Linked DNA regions of Mus musculus: all the other regions are linked to region 2. A link is a loop called in an ENCODE intact Hi-C map of the cell type or tissue named here. Cell type or tissue: heart. All regions are shown on one strand.

What was found. Peaks named below come from ENCODE experiments on the same cell type or tissue, not always from the same donor. Only the 100,000 strongest peaks of a DNase experiment are listed, where the experiment ranks them.
Region 1: it touches region 2 in a loop (3.0-fold over the local background); 5 of 42 quality-filtered maps call a loop at or near these places.
Region 3: a loop joins it to region 2, with 5 times the contacts of the local background. A loop is called at or near these places in 13 of 42 quality-filtered maps.

What each region holds. Positions count from the first base shown.
Region 1 is chr8:8,326,683-8,334,682 of GRCm38, forward strand. No RefSeq gene overlaps it. Among named protein-coding and RNA genes, the nearest start is that of Gm31135, 150 kb to the right of the region's middle. In heart, a CTCF peak has its summit at 4,724; a DNase peak (open chromatin) is centred at 1,519; H3K27ac peaks cover 581 bases; H3K27me3 peaks cover 446 bases.
Region 2 is chr8:8,655,303-8,663,302 of GRCm38, forward strand. Efnb2 (ephrin B2) reads right to left here and starts at 5,940. Exons shown (of 5, transcript NM_010111.6): 1 at 5,182-5,940. The coding sequence starts at 5,312. In heart, CTCF peaks have their summits at 3,742 and 6,755; DNase peaks (open chromatin) are centred at 3,709, 4,439, 6,019, 6,669 and 1 weaker place; H3K4me3 peaks cover 7,134 bases; H3K27ac peaks cover 6,498 bases.
Region 3 is chr8:9,170,992-9,178,991 of GRCm38, forward strand. It overlaps Gm39128 (a long non-coding RNA gene), which reads left to right. Exons shown (of 3, transcript XR_870129.3): 2 at 2,525-3,308; 3 at 3,666-3,783. Among named protein-coding and RNA genes, the nearest start is that of Gm39128, 7.4 kb to the left of the region's middle. In heart, a CTCF peak has its summit at 4,078 (motif pointing left); no DNase peak of the experiment used is centred here; H3K27ac peaks cover 609 bases; H3K27me3 peaks cover 384 bases.

The DNA of each region.
Region 1 (8,000 bases), 330 kb before region 2:
AGGACAGTACGTCCAGGCATCCTCTACCTGTCGGACTCGTGGGCTGGCACCACAACCTCAGGAGTTACTCCCTGGGCCCTCCCCTGGTCAAGGGAGTGCCTAGCAGCAGGCTCCTTCCAGGTTGAGTGACCTAATAAGCTGCAGCAGAAGCAACAGTGGACTTGTTGAAAGAACAGCGAAAGGGACAAAGGGGAAGTAGTGGTGTTGGGGAAGTAGAAGGAGGCCCAGGTGAATGCCTGGGGCTTGCTGGACAGACAGTCTAGCCTACTCAGGGAGTTCCTGGCTAGTGAAAGACACTGCCTCAAAACAAAACAAAACATAGCTGACTGGAACCTGAGGAAAGACATTCAATGTTTTACTTTGTCCTCTACAAAACAAAAAAAAAAACAAAAAACAAAACAAAACAAAACAAAAACTATACTCACATATGTACTCCAAACTACATGAGTATATGTGCATCTTAAGAATAAGGGAAATGCTAATAATAACATATCAGGCAGGGGGAGGGGCCTGGTGTCTGTGTGATGGCCATTGGCACTTTCCTCTCTTAGACTCAGGTCTCTGCTCAAAGGTGTCTCCTCAAAGAGCCATGCCCCTGCCACCCACTGTCACCCCCCTCCTGATCCTCCATTGTTTCCACCTATAACTGCCCTCTGTTCCTCCAAGCCTGCATGTTCTACCTCCCGATGGATACAGTCTTAAAGGATCTTACAGTGTTTCCAGCCATTTGTTTCAGATCCTTCCCAAAGAAATGCACTTCTGCAAGAAACAGTGTCTCACTTTCCTTGTTCCTCTCAGAAGCCTACTGCCCAGCAAATACTAGAATAAACAGAGAGAGAAATCAGCCAATCTCCATCCTGGTCTGGTTTTCATAGGCAATCTGTTTACTGCTGAAAACTACAGCAAGCATGTTTCCAGTGTAACAAGAGTGCTCTAACATTAGCATCTATCTGGGCTGTGCCCTGTGAGTCTGCCATACCAGACCCAAGCATCCTGCATGTTTTGATATTATGCTTTAGGTTTAAAAGCCTACAGGGTGGGAACCACAACCTTCCATATGAAGGCTCTCTGTTAAATACATTGTAATTAAGAAATTTCACTAATGAGCATTCTGACCTGGATACCCTGAAGCCAATGGTTTATTCTTAAAACTCAATATTATTTTATAAGAATTTTGTTTATTTTTCTACAGACTTAAAAAGTCTAATAAGGTAAATTCACTGAGTAGATAGAAAATCAGAAGATTCAAATTCAAGTTCTCCCTCTATTATCTTCCATCTAATGCTGTGTGAGTAGGTGTCTCTCTGTGTCAGTTTCCTGGTGGCAAAATTAAGGTAATAACTTCCAACCCGACCTGAGCAGATTGGGGGCGGGGAATCACCTTTTTAATTAGTGTAAAACACCCTGCTATTCTGAAAAAGTGTGACACTCACTCACAGAGGCTAGTGCTCCAACTCAGCTTCCAGGAAATGCTTCCAGGGAACAACTGTTAGACACACAGCTGTTCAGAGAAAATGCAAGCCAGAGAAACGCGTGTGATTAATGGGGCTGAGCAGAGTCTGTGATAACAGTACACTCATTGGACTTGGCTGGGATTGTCCTTCTAGAGAAGTTAAGTATTTTATAAATACTATCTCTTTCATCCTTTTAAACTTCCTGTGATGTGGCATTTATTACATGCAGCTTCCAGATGGACAGCCAACCACAGAGAAATGTATGGCTGTTCCAAGGGCCCAGGAGGGTCTGTATGCTCAGAAAAAGGAGGAGGGGGGATGGCTTTGATTGATGGAGTCAGTCATTCATCTGCTCGTTCACTCATTCACTCAACAGGAAATGTTGAAACTCCATTATGTGTCAGACGCTGACCTCGGGACTCAGGGAGGAGACTGGGATAAGGAAAGCATGTTAACTTGTGTTGAGCTGAAGGGCCCAGTAAAGGGGAACACAAAACAAGAGATAAAAGGCACTCACATGAAGCATTGCAAATTGTGACACATAGTAACAACATCGTAGGGTCTCAAAATGATTCTAGTGCTATGTTTGTGTTATAAGGATATAAATAAGCTTTTAATGGCATGAAAAGATGTGTACTGAGTTAAAGAAATGTAGAGGGGGCAGCTTGTTATGTGGCATAGTAGTTTATGCAAATCAGAAAATAAAGAACTGTACTGTTAGTATAACAGGTGCCCAAACTATGGGCCATTTCCATCCCTTTCTCCATATCTAAATGTGTGTATGTGTGTGAGCACATGTATCAAACCGCATGAGTGGAGGTCAGAGGACACCTTGCAGGAGCCTTTCTTTTCATCGTGCGGGTTCTGGGAATAGAACTTGGGCTGCCAGTTGTGGCAGCAAGCACCTTTTCACCCACCGGCTCTACTCTCTTCTTTCTTTATAGCTATTTTTTTTAAGTAAGCGTGAGTTGGTAGTGGAAAAAATAAACCTCAAAAAACCACTTTAAATACACCCTACAATGCCAAATGCAAAGCCTATGGACAGACTCTGGATAGAATTCTGTGTAGCAACCATGTATCCACATGTGGCTCTAAGAAGGACCCCACAAATGCTCACAGTCATCTATTGGATGGAACACAGAGCCCACAATGGAGGAGCTAGAGAAAGCACCCAAGGAGCTGAAGGGATCTGCAACCCTATAGGTAGAACAACAATATGAACTAACCAGTACCCCCAGAGCTCGTGTCTCTAGCTGCATATGTAGCAGAAGATGGCCTAGTCGGCCATCACTGGGAAGAGAGGCCCCTTGGTCTTGCAAACTTTATATGCTCCAGTACAGGGGAACACCAGGGCCAAGAAGTGGGAGTGGGTGGGTAGGGGAGCAGGACGGGGGAAGTGGTATAGGGGACTTTTGGGATAGCATTTGAAATGTAAATGAAGAAAATATCTAATAAAAAATAATGTGGAGGGAAAAAAAAAAGCAGGATTCCACAAGAGAAGAACCAAGGGAAAGGAAGTGCTTGTGAATGGACGCTGGCCTGGTCCAGGAGGAAAGGCGCTGCTGCTTGACAAAGAAACCATGCTGGCATTGGTCTAGGTGAGCATAGAGCTGTGCCGACATTGTGCTGCCACAGTCTGAACCTTGGCAAACTCCGATAAGGCAATATCATGCTACCCTGCGCCCAGGTGCACCTTCTCAGAGGCAGGGGACTGATTGAAAAGGGGAACGGTATGGGCTCGTTGGTTTCTGGTACATCAGTGGGATCAAGATGTGATTGGGTGGATTCTCAGAGAGACCGATCAGGCAGCACCTGGACCTTTTCATTGTGTCTGTTAATATAAATAGTGTGGTCTAGGGAATTGCCATTATATGAGATGCTGAGCTATGACTTACAGGGGTAAAGAGGTGGCATAGTTACCATGCTGGCTGGCAGGCTCTGCCTGAGTTCCTCCACCCACAGGGAAGTCACAGTCACAAGAACAAGTCAGGGGAGGAAGGCATAGCCTGTCAGTAAAGCTAATGTAGGATACCACTTCTCCAGCTCATATGCGACTTTTGCATGAAAATGCACTTTAATAAGAACATTTTAACCTAATTCCCATTTTTAGATTTTAAGTAATTCTTGCTTTTATGTTTAATTTTAACCAGCAAGTTATCAGTGTATACACTTTATGAATATACCTGCTGGAAGTTATCGGACAGTTTCTTTACAGTAAAGGTATTAGTAATATATGTGGCAGATTAAGGATGGTCACAGTTGTTTGTGTTTTTCTCTCTCTGGGAGTCTAGGTGGGTTCTATGATTAGTTTGAGAAGGAATACTCTGGAATGTGTCAAGCCGTTTGGGCTCTAAGCCCTAAAAGAATGTGGGCTTCCACTTCATGTGCCTTTGAATGGCTACCACTGGAAATAATCCAGTATTTTGTGTAAAGACCCAAACCACACACTGAATCAAAGTTCAACAATAGCAAAGTTTCTAGCAGTAGCTGGCAGCAACAGCCAGTCACCAGCATGAGCAGTCCTAGCAACGTAACACAGTCAAGACTTCAGAAAACTCAAAATCCGGCTACTTCCTTCACTGAACCAGAGCTTCCAGGGACTAAACCACCAACCAAAGAGCACACATGGAGGGATCCATGGCTCCAGCCGCATATGTAGCAGAGGATGGCCTTGTGGGACATCAATGGGAGGACAGGCCCTTGATCTTATGAAGGCTCTATGCCCCAGTGTACGGGAACACCAGGACAGGGAATCAGGAGTGGGTGGGTTGGTGAGCAGGGAAGAGGGTGTGGGGAAGGGGGTTTTTGGAGGGGAAATGAGGAAAGGGGATAACATTTGAAATGTAAATAAAGAGAATATCTAATTAAAAAAAAATAGAGCCACCCACAAGTTTAGGGAACACACTGCACCTGGAGGGAAAATAACTTAAAACTGTGAAAAGACTTTCGTTTAAATTAGAAAAAGATAAACAGAGTTTATTATAATGGAGTTGGCTGCAGTATTGTCTAATATCACCTTGGCTTTGTGTCTAAAGAATAGGAGAAAGGGTTTCAGGGAGACTACTGCAGGGGGATGGAGTGGGAGAGAACTCTATTAGAGACAGGAGAAAGGGTAGCCTAGGTCACATAGATGGAGAGAGCTAAACAATACTGTCACCAGCAGCAGTGGCAAGAATGAACTCTGCACCTAACAGTCCAGTCCGGTAGTTTTGGCTGAGGACTTTCCAGTCAGAACAGTGAAAGATGCAGCTTTGTGCTTACTCTTCTCGAGCACAAACGCCAGAGGGCTGAGACGTGGAGAGACCAGCCAAGCAGACTTGCCTAGTTTCAAGCTGAACTTGAGCATGAGTGGAATGCAACACTGGCTGGAAAAGATTAAACTGCTCCTCACCCTCAGCAGCTCGGAGGGAATGACTCTAAAAACACATTATGCTGATAAAGACGAGCCCTCCGGAGGGTTCTTCAGCAGAGAGCCTGGAGTCTTTTTGTTTTAATTGCTCCTTTTAGGTTTTCACGTGACATGTTTTTAATCATATTCACACACACACACACACACACACACACACACACACACACACCCCAATCCTTTGCTTGGGTTTTCGAGACAGGGTTTCTCTGTATAGCTCTGGCTGTCCTAGAACTCACTCTGTAGACCAAACTGGCCTTGAACTCAGAAATCCACCTGCCTCTGCCTCCCAAGTGCTGGGATTAAAGGCATGTGCCACCACTGCCCGGCTCCATCTTAAGGTCCCCTGTTGACCTTCCCTGGTGGACAGGAGGTTCTGTGAAAAGTCCACAGTGCATGTCTCAGAGAACCTTGTCACTGAACAAAAAAGTTTGTTTAGTCAACGCCTCAGGAATGTTTCATAGTTCCCTGACTCTTGGCTCAATCGATATTGAATGGGGGTGGCCTGAGCTGTGGCTCACAGCACTGGGGATAGAGAATCTTAAGAGGCCACCTCCTTTTGGGAGGCAGGAACCCCAGTGGAGAGATAGGAACACCAACCCACCCACAAAACTTTCAACCCAACACTTATCCTGCCTACAAGAAATACAGGGAAGGGGGAAGGAAGTAGAGAGTAAGGGAATGGCCAAGCAATGACCAGCCCAACTAAAGACCAATCCCACGGGCAAGCACCAAGCCCTGACACTATTAATAATTGTTATTCTTGCAGATAGGAGTCTAGCATAGCTGTCCTCTGAGAGGCTCCACTCAGCAGCTAACTCAGACAGATGCAGAGACCCACAATCCAAAGTGGATGGAGCTTGAGGACTCTGATGGAAGAACAGGAGGAAGTATTATGGGCCCCAAAGAGGATAGAAAATCCACAGGAAAACCAACAGAGTCAACTAACATGGACCCTTGGGGCTGCCAGAGACTGAACCACCAGCCAAAGAATATACACAGGCTGGACCTAGGCTTCCCTGCACGTAAGTAGCAGATGTGCAGCTTGGTCTTTGTGTGGATCCTCAACAACTAGGGCATGGCTATCCCACAAGCTATTGATTTGTGGGATATGTTCTAGCTGTGCTGCCTTGTCTGGACTCAGTGGGAGAGGATGCACCTAGTGTTGTAGAGACTTGAAGTGCAAGGGAGGTGGGGATACTCAGGGGGTCTCCATTCTCTCAGAGGAGAAGGGGAGAGGCAATGGGGGAAGGATTGTGGGAGGGGGTGACAGGGAGGGGGTGACTGACAGGGAGGGGGTGACAGGGAGGGGGTGACAGGGAGGGGGTGACAGGGAGGGGGTGACAGGGATGAGAGGCAGTGATTGAGATGTAAAGTGAATAAAATAAATACATACAAATATGCATACATACAAACACACATCATACATACATACATACATACATACATACATACATGAAAAAGAAAGATCCAGACTGGTAAGAAGAAGCATGTGTTTTACCTAATAAGGCATGATTTTATAAACAAGGATCTATGCCATCTTTAAAAGAATTATATGTTTGTTCCTGAGCTGAAGAGGTCAGAGATAATAAGAAATACACAGGGTGTCAGGACCCTCCTCCAACTACACCAGGCTGTAAGCAAGCAGAGGGAGTATTCAGATGCTAACTGTTGATGTTTTATGTAAAAAGAAAGATGAATTGAAGGAGGAAATAACAATCCAAAGAACAAAGCCAAGGGCCATAGAAAACCATTCCTAGGGGGAAAATCATCAAAACATTGGCATTGTGCACCCAGATAGATTTTCATTCAAAATATACCATACATGTATATACATAAATATGCACACACACATATACACACAGAGATATAATGTATATATACATATACTAGATACACATGATATACAAACATACATAGAAACATATACATACACCTACACATGCATATACATGTATATACATGCTAGACAAATGCATTTACACACATACAGACATACATACACAAATATCTACATATATACTCATCCACAGGTATATACACACATATAGAAAAGCGAACATAGATACAGATACATAGATACACATGTGTATACCCTAGACATACATAGATATACACACATATCTACATGCACATAATAGAAACACATGTATATACACACAAATATATAGAGACACAGATGTATAATATACACATATAATCAAAATGTTCATGTAGCATTTTCTACAACTAAAACTGAAGGCAGCCCAGCTTTATCAGCGAGTGTAATTTGCCTTCTGATGCTGGCCAAAACCCACCTGAGGAAAAAAGTGTTCATTTGGCTTACAGGTTACAGATCATGATGGAGGGAAGCTCAGGCAGGAACCTAGAGGCAAAAATCTGAAGCAGAAAGCACAGAGGAACAGTACTTACTTGCCTGGCTCTCCCTAGCTTGCTCAGTTACCTTTCTTAAAGTCCCCAGGACCACCTGCCCAGAGGAAGCCCTGCCCACAGTGGACTGGGTCCTCCCACATCAATCATTAATCAAAAAATGCCCCACAGACTTGCCCACAGACCAGCCTGATGGACACCGTTCCTCAACTGAGAGTCCCTCCTCCAAGGTAACTCTGGTTTGTGTCAAGCTGGCACTAAATTAACCAGCACAGCTAGTCAATAAATATGTATCATCTATAAGAGGACTTAAAATTATCAGGTGGATATGTGTTACTGGCATGAAATGACAGCTATGGGTCATTATGAAGGGGGGCGATACATAGAATATACCCTAGTGTATAGCTTTATTTTTAAAAGTAAACGAGCATTTGTGCACATCTACATTTATTTGCATATGCATGTGAAAAAAAAAAGAGTCTTGAATGATCCACTCAAAATATTGCCTAGCATGGATATACAGTGGAGTTGATGTTGAAAGATGACGGGTACGTGTGCTTTCATCAAGTTCTGCAGGCACGCACAAACGCAGACCGCAGACACAGAGACCAACTGTCAGAGAGATGGGTCTGCAGCCTGGAAGCTTTTTGCTCTGAGGAGCGGACGGGCAGTCTCTGAAAGGGAAAGAGAAAGTGAAATCATGAGGATCCTGCAAGTGAGAGACACACTCCTCTTAGGCTGAAGCAGAAAGACCCAGAGGAGCCAGGAAG
Region 2 (8,000 bases):
GCAGGTCTCTGCCTGAAGCCCAAATAGATGAAGGCAAGGGCGGCGAAGGGCAGTTAATCCTACAGAATGGCTGGCTCTGTCAGGCCAAGAGTTAAGTAGGAAAAGCTTCCAGGCCCTAAGGACTGCAGCGAGCTGTGAGTTTTAATCAGCCTCCATCTCGGTCTATAAAAAGGCCGTCAATGAAAGCTACCTTGGCCATATTATCTCCCACCAATGAGCAAGAACTGCACGGCTCCCTTTCTCGGCTTTGGCCACCCCAGACCACAAGTGGCGCTTTCATGACTCTTAATCCGGGTTCCCAGGTCTGTGTGGCTCTCACATAACCAAACAGCCTGGAGCGAGGGCCTTCGCCCCACACACTTTTCAGGGACGTGTCATTTCTAACAGCAAGCTAATCTATATGTTGCCATGGCTTCCCCTTTATCTGCCTTTACATCTTATGAACTGCATGGATTTACCACATTATTTTTATCTGAAAGACAGAAAATGGTGGTTTTATTGCCATACAATCAGATTACTGCCGCTAGCTCCTCTATGCCTTTTTACCATACTTCAATCAAAAGGGATCCGTTTCTTTATGCTCTGCCCTTGATTTACTTTACATCTGTAAAGACGTAGTCTGGGTTGTAATCCCCTTATTAACTATGACCAGGGTTGATTTGCCTAAAAATAAAAGCAAATTGTGTCAGACCCTTTCACTTTGTTTTTGATTCCGAACTACAAAATGGATTACTAAAGAAATCTTCAGAGTTCACACGGCTGGTATAGTGCTGAATTTAAAATGAGAATTAAACAAGTTAAACAGGGGAGCCGTGTCAACGGTTTGCATCTCCCATCACGGGAGAAGGGCTGACTGCTTGCTTTTGTATTCTTCGGCTTTGCAGAGACAATGAAGCCACAGGAGTTTTTTCCAAGCTGTTCGGAACACGTCTCGTTTGCTAGCCTTCCTTTGGGGTTGTTCTTATTCCTTGCCTGGGCGGGGGTGGGGGGTGGGGGGTGGGGTCTAATCCACCCCTTTATGGGGGGAGGGGAACCTACCTAGAGAGAGCTCACTTCTCTCTAGAAGCTTACAGTTCTACCGGATCTGCATATTTTAATCAAAATATTTTAAACAGTCCAACACTTCTCTTTATGCAGGAATATAAGTGGCCTGAAAAACAGGTTCTTTATGCAGGCAGCAAAGGCAGGCGGTAACTGGAGACATTTTAATAATCTTTTGGAGAAGAGGCTTGTTAGTGTCCAATTCGTAATTAGATATTTTAAGAATAAAGTTTTCATTAGAATGTCAAAGAAATATTGTTCCTTAAAACAATTCTTTTCCCAGGGCCTACAGTCTATATATGCTGTTCCCTGCCACTCCCACTTCTGTGACGATGCCCTGCAGTCATGCTCGGATCTGGAATAGTCTCCCATTCCGAGAATGCCTTCTGAAATGCAGCTTCAAGTCAGGTGTCAGATTAAGCTCCGGAGAGCAACCCGAAATATTTCAGCTGAAGATTAGACAACAAGGATTTAGTTACTGCAGGGCCCTCAGTGCTAGTCTGAAGGAGGCTATCCTGTGGATCCAGCAACAGGATTCGTCTTAGTGTGCGAAGAGGCTCTAGGAAAGCTAATAAACCCATTCCAACACGCGGTTTTCAGGGGGTTCCTGGGGATGCTTAAAATTCACCTGTCTTTCGAGCTCCAGCTACCGAGTCAGATCCACCAGGGTCATTTGCATTTCTTTGCATTAGTAGGACAAGTGTCAAGAGCTAAGCTTTGTCAAAGATTTAGAACCAAGTGCCTAGCAAATTATCTTAGCCTCAACTCTCCTTTGGGGGCTGGAAGCTGTAATTGCAGGAGGTTAAGAAGTTCAGTCCCAGGACACATGACTCTCAGATTCTCATCTGAAAAGGCATCCACATTTGTCTTTGTGTTCTGCCAGGCTCTGCTGTGGAACAAGGACAACGCACAACCCATAGTTTATCATCCTGACAAAGCGTGAGGAGTGTGGATGTGAGGCAGTACCAATCCCAACCCCGGTGCTTTCTGGTTTGCTTTTTTCCCCCCTCTCTATATTAAAACCAACAAGATTGGCCCAAATGCAAACTGTGGAGCATAGTTCAAGGGGCTATTCAATCAATGCTGAATCTGTATTTGTTTATCTACAAAAATAGGAATTTCAGACACAATAGAAGGTAGGCTGGCGTATATGCGTTATTGACCGGTTATTTAAGCAGTGCTATCCATTGTAGTTTAGTTTATCAATTTGACAGGCCTGTATTTATTCAGAGCCTGACTAGGGAGAGGCCTGTGTTTCAGGTTATCTGGATATTATCCAGCCATTCTTTTGTATCAACTCAATCAATTTCAGGAATTCAGTATTATGTGTGGAAAAACATTGCATGGGAAAAGCACAGTGCTCTGTAAATTAACTAGTATGTATGTGTGACTTATAGAATTAAAAAAAAAAACCAGACATAAATTAATACTGGAAGGAAATATTCAAGGGTGTAATTTCTTTTAGAATCCTCTGCCAGTGTAGAGTTGCTAAGCCCAAGTGAAACTACTACCCATCAAAACCACAACAAGCAGGCACCGCTTTATTCCGGCTAAGACACTACAGTGGGGAGGGGGTTCTACTGAAATGTTAATTAGAAATGGTTGCCAGGCTTTGCAACTCTTTCCAGAACTTAAAAATAGTTGAAAAGTGACCTAAACAGCGCCCACATCTTCAGATACAATGTGACTAATCTGACAGGGCAGCCACATAATCTTTGAGTACACAGAACTTCTGATTATTACATAAACTCTCCAGGATGGGATGGCAGGCAATGTGATTAAAGTAGTTATGGAGACTCCAGTTTACAAAGGATTCTCTGGGCTCTACAAGCAAGCAGCTGCTGCATGCTCCCTGTGTCGACCACCTGCTAAAAAGGCTGACCCCAGAATGAAACAAATCTAATTACCAATGCCTGTTTCATGACAAGTGACTTGTTCATGCAAAGTAAGGTAAAGCTTCCAAGCGTCTGGCTACCTACCTGCCACATTTTACCTACAGAAACTTTTCTCTGAAAAAGTGAACAAGGGAGGCGATGCCAGGCACTAAAAACTAAAAGGCTCTTTTGTGTTACTCTTCCGAGGAAGAAGTCTTTCTGATCTCACAGACAGCATTCAGCCACAGGCTTTCCAAAGACTTCCAGCCATCCTCAAGAAAATTCTAAGACATTTTATTGTGGAGGCCAGGGAGTAATCACACAACTGCACGGTACAGGGAGGCCTGCTCCTCCAAAACCCAGGGCCCTAGCAGCTCTCTATACATCTGTGGCCACAGCTCGGAAAACTATCCTGTTGAAGATCAAATCCCTCCCTAACATAACAGGTTTCAAATCAAAGACATGATTCTCCAAGTGCTACGTGCACTTGGTGGCAGTGCTGTTTAAACAAATCAGTATTTCTAATCCTTCCGTCTGCACACCCAAGTATAGTGGTCACTATGAACAGAAAAGATGGTTATGTTACTCAGAAGGGGTTTAATGGGAATTTCTTTAAATTAGACTTAAATATAAATATTAAATCTAGGCAGTGGGGGGGGGGGGGGAGACTCGGCCTCCCCAAAAGAGGCTGTGAGTGAAAGTGCAAAGTGGAGAGAGGGAGGCAGCCCAGGGAAGGGATGGGGGGATGGGCGCGCTCATAGCTAGCATTCGGCAGGGAAGGGTGACCTCTGTAGGCACCGCGAGCGTCAGCAGCAGCTACCACCAGGGCCCCAGTCCGAATGGCAAAGGCTGCAGCGCTCAGATCCCAGCCAGGCGCCTTCGGGCACCACCAGGTGCCTGTAGATCCCGTGTGGATGCAAAGATACCACGCCAGGAGAGCAAATGCAACACCTTGCTTTAAAAAACAAAACAAAACGAAAAAATTCTTTAACAGATCAAGACTACGTTAGAGGGGGGCCGCAGTAAGTTTAAAACAAGGGCCTCCTGGCAGCAGGCAAAAAAAAAAAAAATGTTTTGAGTCATTTACAACTATAGATTTTTTTGCCCTTTCGAAGGGAAACGTGTTTGGTCAATTATGTTGCTGAATTTGAAATTTACCACTTTCAAGAGAGTAGGTACAATTCTTTGCTTATGTGGTAATTTCAAAAACAATTCGTTCACCTCTACTCTGAAGCCGTGCACCGCACGCTCAACTCCAATTAGGCCATTGATTTTGCTTCTAATCTGAAAGGTCTGACTCCAACCAGGAGCCAGCCGCGTCTCCACGCTCTCCTAGGGCTGAGTCCAGAATTCCGCACAGCACTTTCTGGCGGTGGTTGGGAAATGAGGTAAGAAGCAGCACCCAGGCACGGTTACTGGGGCCATGGCTGCGTATTCCAAGGGATGGCTAGCATTTTCGAAACAAGGAGCGCACTCAGGGAGACCAGACCTGAAAGTTAGTCTCAGGCCTGGTTTTCTCCCGACTGTGCGCTTTGCTAAAAGCAAGTCTGACTCCCGATTCCCCAAGTGCAAAGGCTGCAGCGTTGACTGGGTAGGGCCCTGAAGGCGTCGTTAAAATTAAGCCACCTAAGTGGACCGCGCCGCACTGGACCTAGACCACCAGTTCCGACGCGAAGGGAGAGGCCGACATGCAGAGAGCTCGCCGCCTGAGCTCTCTGGCTGAGCCATCGAGCTCCCCGCGCACATTCGGGCTAGCAAGAAGGCGCCGAGGTATCCCGGCTCAGGGACGCCCCGGGCCCAGCTCCCTTCCTCTAAGGGACGCTCCACCACCCCAGACTCTCAGTTCTTGTCGCCTTCTCGCTGGGCCCCGGCCCGTGGCTCCCGCGCTCCTCGCAAGCGCAGCATCTCTCGGAGCCCGCCAATGTGTGTCTGTAGCCCCGTTAGTGGCAACGTCCTCCGTCCTCGAAAAAGAAAGGAGGCCGGGTAGCGCCATCAGACACCTTACCGGGCATGCCACCAAGTCGCCAGGGCTTTGGGACTCCTAGAGCACTTGAGGTTGGAGCCTAATTAGAGTACCCTTGGAACCCGCGCTCTCAAGATCAACCGGTCCCCACCTAGAGAAATGTGGAAGGGTGGGGGATAGGGGACAGGAGCCCCAGGTTCTAGAAACAGGGTCCAAGGCCTCCTCCCGCCCGGACCATACAGCGTACCCCGGGCGCCGGCCGAGGGCACCGCGGAAGAGAGAAGGCTCGTGGACACCACTTACTTGGAGTTCGAGGAATTCCAGTAGATAGGCTCTAAAACTATCGATCTGGAGATCGCAGTTCTGCACAAAACCATCAAAAGTCCCCAACAGTACTTCCACACAGAGTCCCTCCTGGACCGGGCCATGGCCATGCCCAAGCCGCTCCCAGTTCTGCGCACTCCGGGACGCGTTGGGACCGGCCGCGGGCAGCGACCCCCAATCCTCCGGGGCGGACACGCCGCGCCGCTCCCGCGGTCGCCGAGGCCAGGTGCGCTCACCCTGCGCGTCCCTCAGCGCGCGGGGTGGGGTCGAACGCGCGGGGCGCGGCGGCTCGGCGGACTCGGGGCTCCGGGGCGCTGCGCCGGACGCAGCTGGGACAGTCGGCTCCCGTGCGGCTCCAGGGTGCCGGGCCAGCCGCGGAGGGCGGGCGCGGCGAGGGCACTGGGCCGGGACAAAGGCCCGCAGCGGAGAGACGAGTCGGTGTGAGGCGGCGGGTGCTGCTCCCCGAGAGGGGCCGCCTGACTATAGATCCAGGACAGCGGGCAGTGGCCCGGGCAAGCGAGCGCCGCGTCGGCGCGGTTCCATGTCCTGGAGCGCAGAGATAAAGGGCGCCTCCTGAATCCTCGCAACTCGCGGCCACTAAGCAGTCAGGAGAGCACTGGAACCCCCGCAGGCGTCTGACGCGCGCGGGCCTTTGTGTGCGGGGAGGGCGCCAGGACCCGCTCTGCGCGCAGCTCCGCGATCCGACCGGTGCCTCTGTCCCCGCCGCGGAGAGTCAGCGCGCCGGGCGCGCTGTCAGAGCACTATAAACGCGGGGCCCCGCCCAGTCAAACGCAGCCCATTGGCTCGCCGCGCCGCGAGCGCGCGCTGATTGGGCAGCATTCCCGTCAGTCTGCCGCCCCCTACCCGACACTGGGCACCCAGAGGTAGGGCGCCCCTGACAGGTGAGCCCCGCCCCCAGGACGAGCCCCGCTGGGCGCCGGGCACAGGGTTGGTCGCCTCTTAGCCACTCGCACCAGCAGGGTCACCTCGCCCGGCAAGTGCCTGTGCTGGCGAGTGCCCTCGCTAGGATAGGGCGAGACGTGGTGGACGCAGCGTTCCGCCTTGTGGCGCTCGCTCCCTGCCGCCCCTCGCGCGTATGGCGCCCTGGTACTTGGCGGATCCCTCTGAGCCATTAACTGAGGGCCTTCTAACTTGATTCTGGCACCAAGTGTTCCGGCCCGGTCCGACGCAACTCAAATCAGACTCTCACGAGGCTGAGAGCCTTAGCAGCCCACCGGCAGTGCGAGCCAGTCTGCCGCCCTTCCCGACCCCGAGACCCAACTCCGTGCGCCCGCTCCCTTTCCGGTCCTCTCCCCGCAAGAACAGCGCCTCCAAAGCTCCACTACCAACGTCTGGGAGGACTTTTCTTCACTAGCTCCCGGGACACCCCGCGACCCCACAGTGGCCAGGAAGTTAGGTGTGACCCGGACAACTATCAGTCAGAGAAGTGGCAGTTGTGATACTCGGTTGCTTGCCCAAGACCGATTTTGAAAAACTGAACCACGGCTGTGACTTCTACGGATCCACAGCGCCCACTAGCGCCCACTTTTGCCTCTCCGTACTTCAGAACAAGCCTACCGGTTACAGGATCAAATCTTAAGGATCCAGATATTCCCAAGTCGAAAACCACTTGCTTAAGATGCCCGTTATCAGAGAGAACAAAGTAGGTGGAAGGCACAGTCCCATGTACAGCCCATGGCCCAGCAAAAATTAACCACGTCTCTTCTTACAATGCTGTCCATCAATACCAGAACTTCTTCAAATGGAACTAAGCAGTTTCCACACCGATATCTTTAAAAACAAGCCCCATGATTTAGTTACTAACTACTCCCAACACCCCCCCCGCCCCCTTCATCCTTCTTTAAAACAAATTTCGAGCTTTAAAAAGTGTTGACTTTCAAAAACCTTAATGTAAGTTAGTGTATACTGCAACTACGAATTGGTTTGGAAAAACTCGTTTAAGACCAAAACACAATGTATTGAACACACCAAAATACAGCTTTAAGAAACCCTTTTCTGTAATTACTATTTTTAACTATGCCTGCAATATGATTGTGGGTGGGGAGATGGGATTCACGCTAGGTTAAACAAGGGTTACACACACACACACACACACACACACACACACACACACACACACACACACACACACAGAGTAATGTTTAACTTCCTGACTGAAAAAACTGACAGGAGCTGCTATTTGACCTTTACTGGAGAAGAGGAAAAAAGGGCACTTGTTTTAACCCAGCTTCTAAAAATACCATTTTCAGTAAGCCAGATACCCTAACACTCAAGGCATTTTACTTTGGGGACAACGTAAATATACTTTAAAAAAAATCAAAAATAATCCTGTGTGACTTCTAAAGGGGACATGGAGTCAGTAACTGCACACATATCATTTTGGTCCTCAACTGTTTATCCAGTCATTTAGGAAATTAAAACATAACCTCAAGCCATTTATATTTAACATTACATTTGTCATTATCCCAGGCAAATACAAAAGAGAACCATAGAAGAAATCCTAAAGCACGGCCACAGCAAGCATGCTGCAGTGTCTCTGAGAAGAGCTTCGTTTCACAACTAAATCCTTGGATGCTTTGAAAACAGGACACAACTCTATGCCAAATGACAACAAAATCTGAGGAAGTCGCTGGTTCCTAAAGCTAAGGATGCTTCTCAGTCAATAGACTTGGGAATTTTAAAAGTACAATGTATTACAAAATATAAATGATTTCTTACAGAGTGGCAGCAAAGCTGAAATTTCACAAAGAACAATCTATTAGCCAGCAAAAATGTAC
Region 3 (8,000 bases), 520 kb after region 2:
AAGAATTAGTGATCCTGAGTTCTTGATGTGAAAGTTGGAGAACAATGTGACAAATCCCAAATACCTAGTAAGCAAAATTTAAAAAGCAATGTCTAATAATGTCTTTAGAAAACTAATTTCGATCTATCATTTAGAACTAAAGTGTAAATCCTGACAGCATTTGAGTGAGAAAGATCAGGGAGAAAGCATGTAGTGTAATTGTCAGCGGGCAAATGTGATTTAGTATCCGTAATTATTAATATGTCAAAGTGGGCTTGAGTTTTCTTGAGCCTAGTTAATGAGAAAACCTTCATACACTTGATCTTAGCCAAAAGGCTGAGAAGTGATGAGAAACGATGAGAAAACCTTTCTTTTAGGCTTTTTGTTTGTTTGTTTGTTTGTTTGTTTGTTTAATTAAGCATTAGTCAGGTATTTTTCTGAAGAATATCTTGTTAGAAATCATAAACTGGGCCTTTGTCACCACAGAAGATTCTATAAGACTGCACACACACACACACACACACACACACACACACACAAACACATACCTGCACATTCTTATACATACTCACATACCCTCACACCCACACAAATATACACAGAAACACAAACACCTCTGCCTATACATACACACATACAAACACAAATACACCTGCACACACTCACACACACTTATACACATGTATCCACACATATACTTGCAGTCAAACATCATGCAAATATATACTCACACGTGCACACAAATGCACACACAGCCTAGAGATAAAACAATTGACTGTCTAGTGAAGTATTTGGATGAGCGTAAAGTTAAAGAGAAAACAGGCACATTAATTGAAGAACTACATCATTATTTACAGAACACTGACATTTCTTGACTCTGCTTCCATAGAATGATCACAGCCATCACCATCAGCCCAGGGACCTCCAGTGTCATTGTCCTTAAACAAGCAGGAATGCTAAAGACAAACAGTGAAAACCAGGAAATGTCACCGCCCAGTCACTTTATTCTACCACCATAAAGAAACTGGCCAGACCTGAAATGTCTAGTTAGGCCAGGATACCGCACTTGACCTGCCAGCTCTGACCCCTTAGGAGTAAACAAAGAACAGTTAGAGCTATTTCAGTGCAGCTGTGGCCTGAAGCAGCTACAGGAGCAATCACAAGCTCACAGGGACAGCAGGGTCAACCACAGCCTGCACGGCAGCCCCTCAAAACATCCATAGTGCCTCACTTGGTCCGTTCCGTTCAACTCTTTGAATTTCAACTTGATCTGATTTCCAAAGTTCTTACACAGCTCATGTGCACAGTTATGTCCTGACCTGGTTTGGCTCATATGCCATGATGTCAAGCCCAGAGAACAGTCACCCAGCTTGTGTGACATGCCCCAGTGCCCACCTCACCGTCGCTTCTCACTCAGCACAGCAGCTAAGGTCTCTGGTTTGAAAGCCAACAAGGTGTCTTTATGCTAAGTAACATGACCGGATGCTGTAGGTTGAACATCAATACTTGTTGGTTTTTCCAGACTAATTCCTACCTGCCACCTCTTAAACTTTCCTTTTGTGTGAGTGGCTTTTATATATTTTTAAGCAGCCTGAACAGGACCAAGCTTAAGTTGACATAGAGTGAAGAGCACGGTTGGGGGCTCGAGAGAATCTTGCTCTGAGATGGAGTTGTTATAGTTTAGAGAGTTCTGCTACTTTGCCTGCAACCTTAGGAAACCCACTCTGTCTCCTCATTTGACACAGATTCCACAGGGTGCGGTTATCAGTGAGCCCCAAAGGCATCAGAAGGGTTATTTTATCTAAAATTATTCTTTCCTACACTGTTGGAGTTACTATGGTAATTATGGCGAAAATTATCATAGTATTATTTAGTATACTGCATATATATGTATATAACTTTTATTATATCCAATGGACTTTTTCACATGTCAACTTGGTCTTAAATCTCACAAAGCCCCATCTGATCAGTATGGTCATTATCTCCACTGATAAATGAAGCCATGCTTGTCACACACCATGTGAGTATCCTGCTTCTTGGCCCTGCATGGTGAGTCGCTAATCTTATGCAATTTTGATGCCGCCATGCAATCATCTCCTTGGTGCAGCTAATGCTCAGCACTGCGTTAAGTCCAAAGTCACAGATGAGACTAGAGACACAAAGGCCATGGCCAGAAACTGCCTGATGCTATCCCTAGTTGTATCAAAAGGTGAGACAGGATGTTTGCCATGAGCAGGGTGCTCTGATGGTCTTATATATGCTACAATCTCTAGGAGTTGAATAGCATTTGGTTGCACTTCCCCCTAAGGCACTTGTTATTTCTCAGTGGTGTTCTATAGAACTGCACAGACAGAGAGGGAAGAGATAAATATCCCGTGCTGAACCTCAATGAATCAATCAAAATACTGACATGGATCAAAGTCAGTTCTTTCTATGTCTCCTTCAACTGTGCTAATGAATGAAGCAAATCAAACAGTTTTATTTACTAACGACTAAAAGTTCAGGCCAGTAAGCACATTAATATCTGTTCTTTATTTCTCTACAGTTCAACCAATTGCTATAGAATGCAGTGGGACCACCTTCCAGGTTAGATGTATTGCTTGGGGCTACCAATATTCACAACACATCGATCCTCAGTCCCTTAGACAGATGATGTGTGACCTGCAACAATTCACCGAGAGCCTGTCCTAGATGCTGGTCTGAGCCGAGTAAAATGGAGCTGATGAGAGGTCTCCAGAGCTGAACGCTGGAAGATGCATAGGCCCTGGCCGGGAAGAGGAACAGCTTGTCAAGCCCTGTGTGGAATAGGAGTGGTGGGATGAGGACTGTGTCAACCCTACTCTGATGTATGAAATGAGACAACAGACCTATGTAGGAAAGTGGCAGGATTTGTGGTGATAGACAGGGACTTTGCTGTTCAGTATCCACTGTTAGAAGGCAGCCACACTTTCGAGAGAATCTGAATTCAGCAGACTGTTCAGAGAGTAAAGTCATTCCTTCAGACATGCACAGCTCTATGTCACCACACTGTAATTCGGGACAGTATGAAGTCCTTGGAGGTTAATGGGCACAGTGCCCGTTGTGTAGATGTACCACATTTTCTTTATCCACTCTTCAGTTGAGAGATGTCAAGTCGTTTCCAGGAGATGCCCTTAGGTGAAAGGGGTGACACTGGAGACTGTGATCAACAGGCGGAGGCTGAGCAAATATCTTCAAATGGATGGCATGTTTGGAGAACTCTGCTTTATTGCCAGTGCTAGCCCTACTTGAATCGGATTCAGCAGGACCAGCTGCAGAAGCTGGGTAGGAGCTACAGAAGCAGGTATCAGGTAAATACAGATTGGGGACTGCAGTCAACACCACTGCACGTGGGTGGAAGTCTCTATGAAAACTTCCCCTGAGATTGAGACAAAGCTCAGCTTAGCAGTCCAGGACAGACAAACAGCTGCTAAAGTTCAACGAGGAAATCTCCCAAGTCATTTGCTAGGTCGGGATGTGATAACACGTACTCCCAGGGTACCGTCCCCACAGCGTCCCCATCCTGGGTGTTCCATTTAGCTGTGCTGAATCTGTAACTCCTATTCAGGAGATCATAGAGTGCCCAGGCCAATATTTCTCATTTGTGTACCTATTGAACTTACCCCTCCCTGAAAGAAAACCCTAAATTTACCTCTTATTTTAAGCAGCTTTCATCGTCGCGCTAGGCAACCTAGAAGGTCCCAAGCCCACGGGACCTGGATTGCGAGTGCTCTACATCATGGAGACCGCACATAAACATCGCCGAGTTAAAACGCAATGTATCACATGGAACTTGGAAAGCTACCTTGTCTTTTTTTATATATTGTGTGTGCTAACTCATTCAGTCTATAAAGATGAAATCTAAAAACCCAAAGAAACAAGCATCTCTGAGCATATAAGACTCATTTTACATGTAATTAGAGCTAACAATTTCTTTCATTTATAAAACATACTCTGATGACCTTTGAGGTTGGTGGCGGGATAGGACATTAGCTTATAATTACGGTTTGATTTGCAAGGAAATGTTGAAATAACTTCCTGTGGAACTCAAGAGCAGATTTGAAGCGGTGAAGCACCACTGCCCCCTGCTGTTGCACATTGTCATAATCGTCAAGAGATTTAAGAGAAAATCACTTTGCAAGCTAGAAGTGAACACTTTCCGTTCAGGATTGTGAAAATCTAATTTTTTAAAATCTCTTCACATACTTAAAATTTTTAATTATGTTTTAATAGTTTAAAATGCAGATATAAATCGCCAATTCAGAAACTCTTGAGACAGTCGTGATGGCTGCTAACATCTTGCACTCACAGAACATTTTAAAAGAACAATTAGTGTGACCTGTCATTCACTCAAATTATCCCCAGGAAGAGGGGAGTCATCACCCTTCATCTGCTCAGCTTCTTAGGTCTGCTGCTGTCACCCCTAAATGCTTTCTCAGTACAAGACATAGACATTTAATTTGCATGCTTTTACAGGCCAGTGGGTGTTTCTTTATTCCACAGCACCAGCAAGACAGTTCCTAAATTGCACAAACAAACGATGGGCCGTTTTGGAGTGAAACTGGTCTCCATACAGACAGAGCAAAATAATGAGACATTTGCCAGGTCTCCACCATCACATCCTATTACAACGGAAAACTGCAGTCAAAACCTGAGAATGGGCCCCCATTTCTACTTAATTATGATTTATGACCCAACCAAGTATCGATGCCTGCTCCAAACACTAGCTTATTTCTTATTCTTTTGTATCTAGAAAGGCAATTGCATCTGTTCTCGGCTTAAGGGTTAGAGCAGAAAGATTGCCTTCAACCTGGTTTGTGTCTGTCACTGCACAAGAAAACACCCAGATGGGGACTATTTGCTTTAGATATCCAGACTGTATTTGTGAGAGTTTTGTTTACGTTTATCTTTTTTCTTCTGTGTTCTGGCAGCCACATTTTCAGGGTCTGCAACCATTCCTGCAGAGGGACGTCCATTTCACTAATAAGATCCACTCGGATGCTGCAGTAAACTCATGTCAAAGCTTTGTAGCTTTGTCCTATTAACTGCTCACGAAAAACCTGATTGCCTTTCACATGCCTTTTATAAAGCAAAAGAATGTTGTCCTGTTGCAGAGCGGTCTGTTTTGGTACTAATGGCCAGAGTGTAGGGGGAACTCACCTGCCACACTGTTGCCGCTTCGTATCCTCTGTCACCTTTGCAGAATGGCCTTCCCCGCAGCAGAGTGTCCGTTAAATCAGTCAGGAACCCTACAGTAGAGCTGATGCTGCAGAGGAATAAAAGAGCTGAGATCTGGGTCTCAAACTCCCTGTTCTAGTTTGCTTTCTGTTGCCGAAAAGGCGCCATGACCAAAAGTAACCTGAGGAGGAGGAAACGGTTTATTCCATTGTATAGTTTTTATTCAGTCAGTAATCAGGGGACACCAAGGCAAGGACCTGGAATCAGGAGCTGAGGCAAAGACCATGGAGGAACTGTGTTTACAAGCTTGTGTTCCCTGACTTTCTCAGCCGCACCTCCTTAGGAACGGCACACCCACAGTTGTCTAGGTTCTCCTATATCAATTAGAAATTAAGAAAATGCCTCCCAGACTTGGCCACAGATCTGGGCACTTCTTCAGGTGAGATTCCATCTTTTTCTGTGACCCTAGGTTGTGGTTGACAGCTGAAGCTATGACACCTCCCATAAAAAGAGAAAAATTAATTTAAGCTTGAGATAAGCCCTGGTGAAGAAATGAAGGGAGTTCTTGCTAGAGGGAATGACAGACATTTCAGCTTGAGGCTGTGGCTGTGCCAATGAACCCTTCACATCTCAGATGTGCTGATTGGCAGACACACTTGTACTATGTATTCCACAAAGAAAACATGTGGCCAATTAAACCATGACCCCATGATTTCCTTCAATTAGAATCTTTATACTCATCAGAAGCGATTATTCTAGATATATTTAGATGCAGCTTTTAAAATCAGGTGTCACCTTTAGGTGAATGTGCAGAAGAAAATGTAAGCCAAATAAATTAACTAAAGTAATTACAAAACTTTCTTTTTCCTGTTTAGAGTTCAGTGGGGAGTGTGGAACAAGAGGAAGCTAAAAGACCCGGCCGAGAGCATAAAGAAAAGGCCTGGCTTATAGGAGAAATAGAACAATGATTTCGGCAGCGTGCAGCCAAGAGCCGCATTGTAAAGAATCTTGGCAATGTGGATGGGAATAACTCAGAAGAGAATGAAGAGGCAGGCCTGATCCCTGGGCAGCTGGCATGCTGTATTCGTTTATTCTCACCTTTAGTTCATTAGAAGCAACACTGGGAAGAAGAAATGTAGGAGAGAAAGGTTTAGTTTTATCTTACGGTTTTCATTCCTGGTGTCAGAAGTGTTCCTCCCAGGAGGCAAGAGCATTGTGATAGACACCTTACTTACAGATTCAAAAGGAGCAGGAGAACTCGAGAACAGTGTAGCACTCAGTGGCCTGACCACAGAACTAACCCGTGAGAGCTAGAGTGCACCCCAAAAAGGTTCCAAGCCTTCGAAATAGTGCCACAAGCCAGAGATTCAGTGTTCTAAACATGAGCCTGTATGGCTAGTCCGATGGCAATCATCACACTCTGCCCCCGGCCCTCAAAGGCCATCACACAATACACAGTGAATTTGGTTGAATTTCGAAAGTCCCTGAAGCTTTAATAGTTTCAAAACTTGAAAAAAAAGTGTGTGTGTGTGTGTTTACTGTGACGCAAGACACCCTCTAAGCTGTGAGTGTGCATAAAGATGAAAAGAGAGTTATATTCAGTGTGCACACTAAACATGTCCATCCCTATATGGAGAAACAGAGTCACAACAAGAGAGACTGAACCAAACTAAGATTAAAACCCAGCCGGGCAAACAAATTCTTGCAGCTTACCTCACATGGTGAAAGTCCAACAGACTTAGTTCACACTACAACCCTGAAATATGCGGCCCTCACGGCATCACCTTGACCTAGGTGCAGTAGGGTGCCTATAGGCTGCTTCAGCAGACATCACAAATTCCTAAGATCTTCACCTACAGACTGGTGTCTTGGAAAGTGGAAAGTTTTCTTCCTAATTCTGGAAGCTGGAAATCCAAGATAAAGACGTTGTTAGTCTCTGAGGCCTTCCCCTCTGGTGTGAGGGTTAGCTTTCCTTTCACTGAGGTTTTGTGGGTTTCTCTTTGTATCTCCTGATCAGGAGAGCAGCTGCATTGAAATAAACCCAGTCTGTATGACTTCACAGCTCCGTCTTTAAGATACAGTGTTAAATATCTTCACGTTCTGAGATAACAGGAGTTTGGATGTAGGTGCCATCCCATGTAGCCCCATGTTAACTGGCTTTCACTCTTGCCACATAAATCTTTTCACAAAGTTGCTCAAACCCTATCACCTCTGGAGCTGTAGTTGGAAGGAATTCTAGTGGCATCAGTGTGAACTTTCCAGCCACACCTGATGCTTAACTTTTCAGACGTGAGAAACCATGGTGCCTGCAAGACCCCAGCATTTGGAGCTCCATAGCCTCTGCTCCTTGGAGAGATGACTCGGGTGTAATCAAAGCAGCTCTATCACTTGTGAATAGGAACGTTGTAAGAGTTTATTCTCTTGTGCTCTGATGATGTGTGAGCGTGCAGACACAGTTTCTCACCATCTCTGGCTTTGGAGAACAGTCCCTGGATGTTAGCAGTCCACAGGCTTCGCCACATCACTTACGATGGCTTCCCAGGAATCGGCATCCACTCCCAAGTGGCTCAGCAGTCTATAAACTGTCTCCCTTTTAATCTCTCTCAACTGTTCATCTTCTGAGCTCATTTCTTTGTAACTTGATCTGATTATCTCAAAATTTCCTTGGTGATAGCAATAGTTTGGCATAAATGTCATGTTTCTATTCAGCAAGGTCAGTGTTTAGAATCTTAAAACTACCTAGCTATCTTCAAACCTCCATAACTCTTTTGGACTCACCCGGATCTGTCCTTAGCTCTCTCTCTTGAGACACACCTGAAAGTTTG